2 separate regions of the Mus musculus genome follow, and region 1 is linked to region 2. Evidence: chromatin loops called from intact Hi-C (ENCODE). Cell type or tissue: gastrocnemius. All regions are shown on one strand. Each heading gives the region's core, and the rest is flanking DNA. Links, peaks and the distances in the headings are about the cores only. Region 1 has its middle 34 kb from the start of Gm20759. Region 2 overlaps Brip1 (BRCA1 interacting protein C-terminal helicase 1).

Evidence for each region. A loop is a pair of places that touch in the nucleus more often than their neighbours do. Peaks named below come from ENCODE experiments on the same cell type or tissue, not always from the same donor. Only the 100,000 strongest peaks of a DNase experiment are listed, where the experiment ranks them.
Region 1: it touches region 2 in a loop (2.5-fold over the local background); 18 of 42 quality-filtered maps call a loop at or near these places.

Annotation. Positions count from the first base shown.
Region 1 is chr11:85,988,666-85,991,579 of GRCm38, forward strand. No RefSeq gene overlaps it. Among named protein-coding and RNA genes, the nearest start is that of Gm20759, 34 kb to the right of the region's middle. In gastrocnemius, for the core only: a CTCF peak has its summit at 1,539 (motif pointing left); DNase peaks (open chromatin) are centred at 1,503 and 1,642; H3K4me3 peaks cover 738 bases.
Region 2 is chr11:86,172,918-86,175,831 of GRCm38, forward strand. All of the region lies in intron 6 of Brip1 (BRCA1 interacting protein C-terminal helicase 1), which reads right to left. Among named protein-coding and RNA genes, the nearest start is that of Brip1, 27 kb to the right of the region's middle. In gastrocnemius, for the core only: a CTCF peak has its summit at 1,499; a DNase peak (open chromatin) is centred at 1,466.

The DNA.
Region 1 (2,914 bases), core at 225-2,724, 180 kb before region 2:
CCAAACTCCTCTCGTTAGACACCCTCTTCTAAAACACCAACAAAAACAAGCACACGGTCAGCTAACTCTCTCCAGTTCGCTGTGAAATGTGTACTCTGTGCAAGCATCTGGCGAACACCTAAGTGTGGTGTGCATGGACGTTCTCCTGTGTGCTCCCTAACAGTTCCTGAGTGTGGTGTGCATGGACGTTCTCCTGTGTGCTCCCTAGCAGTTCCTGAGTGTGCACTTCACCCAGAGCTCAGGCAAACGCAGCCAGGAGGACGCTCCTGAATGTGTGCGTAACACTAATTCCTTCTGGCCAGTTAATCCTCTAAGATAAGGGCCTGGCTAGCTTCATCTGTTTCTTTAAATAAAGTTTTATGTTGGTTTAAAAAATGGTTAAGTACACAAATAAAGTCAGGGTTACTTTCATGAGAGTATAGAGCAGGAGGTGCGAATGGAACCCAAGCAGATAGGGGATGATTAAAAAAAAAAAAGATTTACTTATTTATTAAGATTTACTTATTTATTTATTCCATGTATATGAGTACACTGTAGCTATTTTCAGACACACCAGAAGAGGGTAGGCAAGTCTTTGGATTGTGTGTGTGTGTTGGTACACACGCATGCTTGCATGAGTGCCCATGTGTATATGTGTGGAGGTTAGAAGTCAGCAGGAAGTATCTTCCTCTATCGAGCTTCACATTATATTGCTATTAATTTTTATCATTGTGTGTGAGCCTTTGAGTTTCTCTGCTCTTGCTTTTTTCAGGTACAAAACAAGAGCAACAGTGAACGTGTAGTGGGGGTGAAATGAAGTAATACAGAAACTAGCTTCATCTATCCTGCCATTCATTGAGTCTTCATTTATTAATTACTCATTTTGTTGTTGTTATAAACATTCCATTAGACTATCCCCAGAAACGAAAGAACAAAAAAAACCAAAACCTTCCCATGAGCATTTGGGATCTGCCCTGCAGTTAATTCAGATTATTCTGGCCGGTTGAGAGCTTCCACTTTTCTTTCAGGCTCCACTCACTGTTAGCAACAGCCCTAGAATGAATCCGTTAACATAAGCAAATAAAGTGACCTGCTCCCGCCTCAAAGTCAGTGCTAGTCATAAATAACCGGAGAGTTATTTAAAGGAAGATAGACCGCCTGCATAATGGGGTGCTGTCTATAAATCAGGAAGAAAAACAAACAAATAAAAAGGCCCATTAATGTGAGGAGCCGACAAAGTCGTGTTTTCAAAGCCCTACAGTGGGCATTTTCGGGAGCGCTAATAAAACTCAGAGGAGGATGGGTATGGTGGGGGGATGTCTGATTGAGGTGGGTTTAGAGGTGCTGGACCGCAGGGCCGACAAGTTTCACTCCCAACAAAGACAAGCTGGCTGTTTTCTAGTGAGTGAGCAAAGTCCCCAGGCACCATAGAGCTTTTAGTTTCCTTCTTACAAAAGTGCCAGGGAGGGGAGGGGAGGCGAGGTGAGGCGAGGCGAGGGGAGGGGAAGGGAGGGGTTTTAGGAAGGATGCCTTAGTGCGAGGCTGCCATCTACAGCCTTGATAAATCAACAACAAAAAGAAGCAACACTCCTCTGCCTGTCCAGTCAGCATCAGATTTAATCTCATTAGTCCTCGCAGAGGGATTTTGTGTGTGTGTGTATGTGTGGCGGGTTGGGGGTGGGGGAGCTGAATTCCCTAGTACTATCTGAACTTCCCTGTAAGGAAAACCCCAGGAGGATGCGGTCACCTCAGGTGTGTGACCACAAACACCACTGCTAAGCCTGTGTGGTAGCTTCTGCTGGAGTGCAGTCACAGAAGAGTCACGTACCGTCAGGTGACGCACCCATGGGCCAGAATTTATCCCCGACTCCCTGGACATCGGTTTTAGCTTTTCCCGTTCTTAAATTGACAGCAAGCAGAGGAAAAGAGGACAGCAGAGAGCCTTGCCACTGTTCTAGAGGGCCATGCTACTTCAGTGGTGAGCACAAGACTGACCTGTCAATCACATGCATGAAACAGAACACTTTCAGAAATAACATGCCTATTATTTCTAGCCTCTGACTTATTCCCTCTGCTTCCGGTCCATTCTCCTCTGCTCCGCCGCCTGTGTATTTTATCTTATTATTACTAATTATTTTATTTTTTGTATAAATTTAATTATCATACTTAAATTTCCTAGTCCACATCTACAGTCTCTCCTCCGCCTCACTGTGGGTCATCTTATTTTCTTCATGCGAAGTCTGCTTCTCATACATCTCTCTGCTCACTGAAGAATAACAAAAGTTAGTGTTTATGATCTCTGCAGAGCACCACCATTTGGGCCAGCTCATTTGTGCCTGTGTGTCTTAGACTAAGAGGGAGATGGCTCAGTCAGTGGCTAACGCACCGGGGGCATGAGGACCAGAGGTCAGAACCCCCAAATCCATACAAAACTGGATGTGGTAGCTTGCATCCCAGAGCTCCTCCAAGATGGAGAAACCCCACGAACTTCTAGCCTGGTGTCCACAGCTGGGAACAAAAAAGAGACCCAGTCACAAACAAGATAACAGGCAAGGCCTGACACCCAAAGTTGTCCTCTGACCTGCACGCATGCATGAATGCACATATGCTTGCACATGAGCTGGTGTACACACACACAAACAAACACAGGCACGCACACACGAATGCACTCAAGCACAACCAGAATTTTTTTCCTTTTGTTTTGTTTTTTTAAAGTGACTACCTTTTAAAACTCAGATAAAGATCTCAGAAAATTTACAAAAAGACCCCCCCCCACCACCCCCGAGCTCACTGATGTTTGTAGTGACAAGATGTTACACATGTTACACGTGTTTGCTATCTGGAGCAAACATGTATGTAACATGGGCCTATGCATCTTTGAGAGAAAATAAGACAAGACAGGGATGGGTTACATAGTTTCCTCATAGCCATCTCA
Region 2 (2,914 bases), core at 224-2,723:
AAGAGAGATTATTCTTTAAATGATCCTGGGAAAACCAGATTTCTACTTTAAAAAACATATAGTTAGAGCCTATCCTCACACATTAAATACTAAGAGCCAGTTGGGCTTCTGCGGGCACCACGCACACCGGCAGTACAGAGTAATACACGTAGACAAAGCAACCACACACATAAGACAAAATAGTAAAAAAAAAAAAAAAAAAAAAAAAAAAAAAGTTATTCTCTAGCTGCCACACCTATACTGTGATCTCTAACCCACAGACTGACAACTAAAGACCAGCTGGTTCTATTCTGCTGTCTTCTTTTTTATTCTACATAGAATCTCACCAGACTGGCTTCAAACTAGCTATGAAGCCCCCGGGTTGGCCTTCAATTCATAATCCTCCTGCTTCAGCTTCCTGAGTGGTGAGATTATAGGCCTGAACTACCCTAGCTAAAGATATTTTAATGGCTAGTCAGTGGTTGCTCATGCACTTGGGAGGCAGAGGCAGGTGGATCTCTGAGTTCAAGTTCAAATGTGTCCTTTTATTACCAGGTAACATCAAAAGCTACAAATAATAGAGAATCATGTGTTGTTGTTGTTTTTAACTTAGGTCTTTTTTTTTTCATTCACTTTATTCGAGAACCATCTGAGTTTAAGTACAGGCTGTGCTAGAAGCTGGGCATAAAAAAATGTGGACAACAGATATTGTACTTGTTCTTATGAACAACCTGCCAACAAGGCAAACAAGGCACTTAAACATGCCCACCATAGGGAGCTTGCAAAAACACTATAAAGAAAATGCACAGGATGCTGGGAAACTAAACAAGAAACGATCATGAAGCAACACTTACAGAGTCTTGCACACAGGTAAGACCTGTGACAGCACAAATATGACCTGTGACAGCACAGATATGAACTGACTTTTATCCCAGCTCCGCAGGAGTTTCACCATTCTAATCTGGCTTCTCTACTCAACAAACTTATGAGATGAACCAGTTACTTAAGATTGTACCCCAATTTCCTCTTGTAGAACTAAGGGAAGCCATACCTTTCCCATAAGACTGATAAAATAACTTAATCAAATACTTTTGTTTGATTTTGAAACTAAGCACAAAGATAAATTAATATAATCAGTAAAAATTCACTCAAATAAATCTGTATTTTCTAAGTGAATTAACATTTCTAAACAACTTAGAGACGTGTCCTCATACATAATAAACATCATCATATAAATAAGCACTAGCATGCATATACAGTTATACTACAGCTAACTAACTAATCATTTTAAATAAAATTAAAATTAAAAAAAGACTTATAAACACTTTCAGGGAAAACTCGTTAGTTTTCTCATAAGATTCTAGAATACCTTTAAGTAGAACAAGACATAGGACATGGGGAGAGAAGGGAAGGACAAGAGTACAGGAAACTCAAAGTGGGGGGGGGAGCCCAGGGGCTCCATGCATCAGCTTTTGACAAAGGTCAACAGCGCACTCTGCTGGACCTAAGTCTTTCCTACACTGAACAAAAATGTTGCTACTGCTTGTTACACTAACTCAAATAGAATTACTGTTATTAATGTATTTGATTCTAACATTTGTTTAACAAATAAAAACACTGGAATCAGTATACAACATGTCTGTACTAATACTTTACTCATTATAAAGATTTACTTAAAATGTAAATCAATTCCTAAGAAAATGATCATAAATGCTGGAACAAAGCAGTATTAAATTAACATTATATTCCCCAAAACAGTGTTTCTCTTGTCAAGGTTCTGATCATGTGAAGAATGAAACCTCACTAGATCGCTAATATATAAATTATCATATAAGAAAGGAATCTAAAAGCCAAGTGTGGTGGTACACACCTGTAATACCTGCACTCAGGAGCAGGAGGCAAGGGAAGTTCAAGGTCACTGTTAAGTTACATAAGCAGCTGAGGGCCAGCCTAAGAAAAAGGAAAGGAAAGGAAAGGAAAAGGAAAAGGAAAAGGAAAAGGAAAAGGAAAAGGAAAAGGAAAAGGAAAAGGAAAGGGAAAGGGAAAGGGAAAGGGAAAGGGAAAGGGAAAGGGAAAGGGAAAGGGAAAGGGAAAAGGAAAGGGGAAAGGAAAGGGGAAAGGAAAGAGGAAAGGAAAGAGGAAAGGAAAGAGGAAAGGAAAAAGGAAAGGAAAAGGGAAAGGAAAAAGGAAAGGAAAAGGGAAAGGAAAAAGGAAAGGAAAGGGAAAGGGAAAGGAAAAAGGAAAGGGAAAGGGAAAGGAAAAGGGAAAGGAAAAAGGAAAGGAAAAGGGAAAGGAAAAAGGAAAGGAAAATTAAAAAGATATGAGCTGAAGAGATGGCCCAGCAGTTAAAAGTACATGGTTCTTTTCCAGAGAATCCAAATTAGATTCCTAGCACCCTCATGGCAGCTCTCAGCTGACTCTATCACTAGTTTAAGATGATTCTCTTTTCACACCCCTATGGGTGAAGCACACACATGGTGCACATATATAGATGAAGACAAAACACCCACATACATACAATAATCAACAACAACAGAAAAAGAACTTGGAGCCCCCTGCCACTCTCTGTTCTTTCTTTCCTTCAACAAATCTACAATTAGGGCTGGAGAGATAGATGGCTTAGAGGTTTTGAGGACTTCTTGTTCTTACAGAGGACCTGACTTCAGTTCCTCACCCCTATGTGGGGCACCTCACAACCTCCTGTAACTCCAACCCTAGGGCATCTTATACCCTCTTCTGAATTCCACAGGGACCAGCACACATTGCACGTACACACAGAGACACATACATACATACATACATACATACATACATACATACATACAAACAAAATAAATAGTAAATCTTTAAAAAATAAATCTATGTTTACTCTGCTTCATGAAAAAGTAAATCTACAATGTTCAGTGAACCAGATGTAGGTAACAAACTATTATTT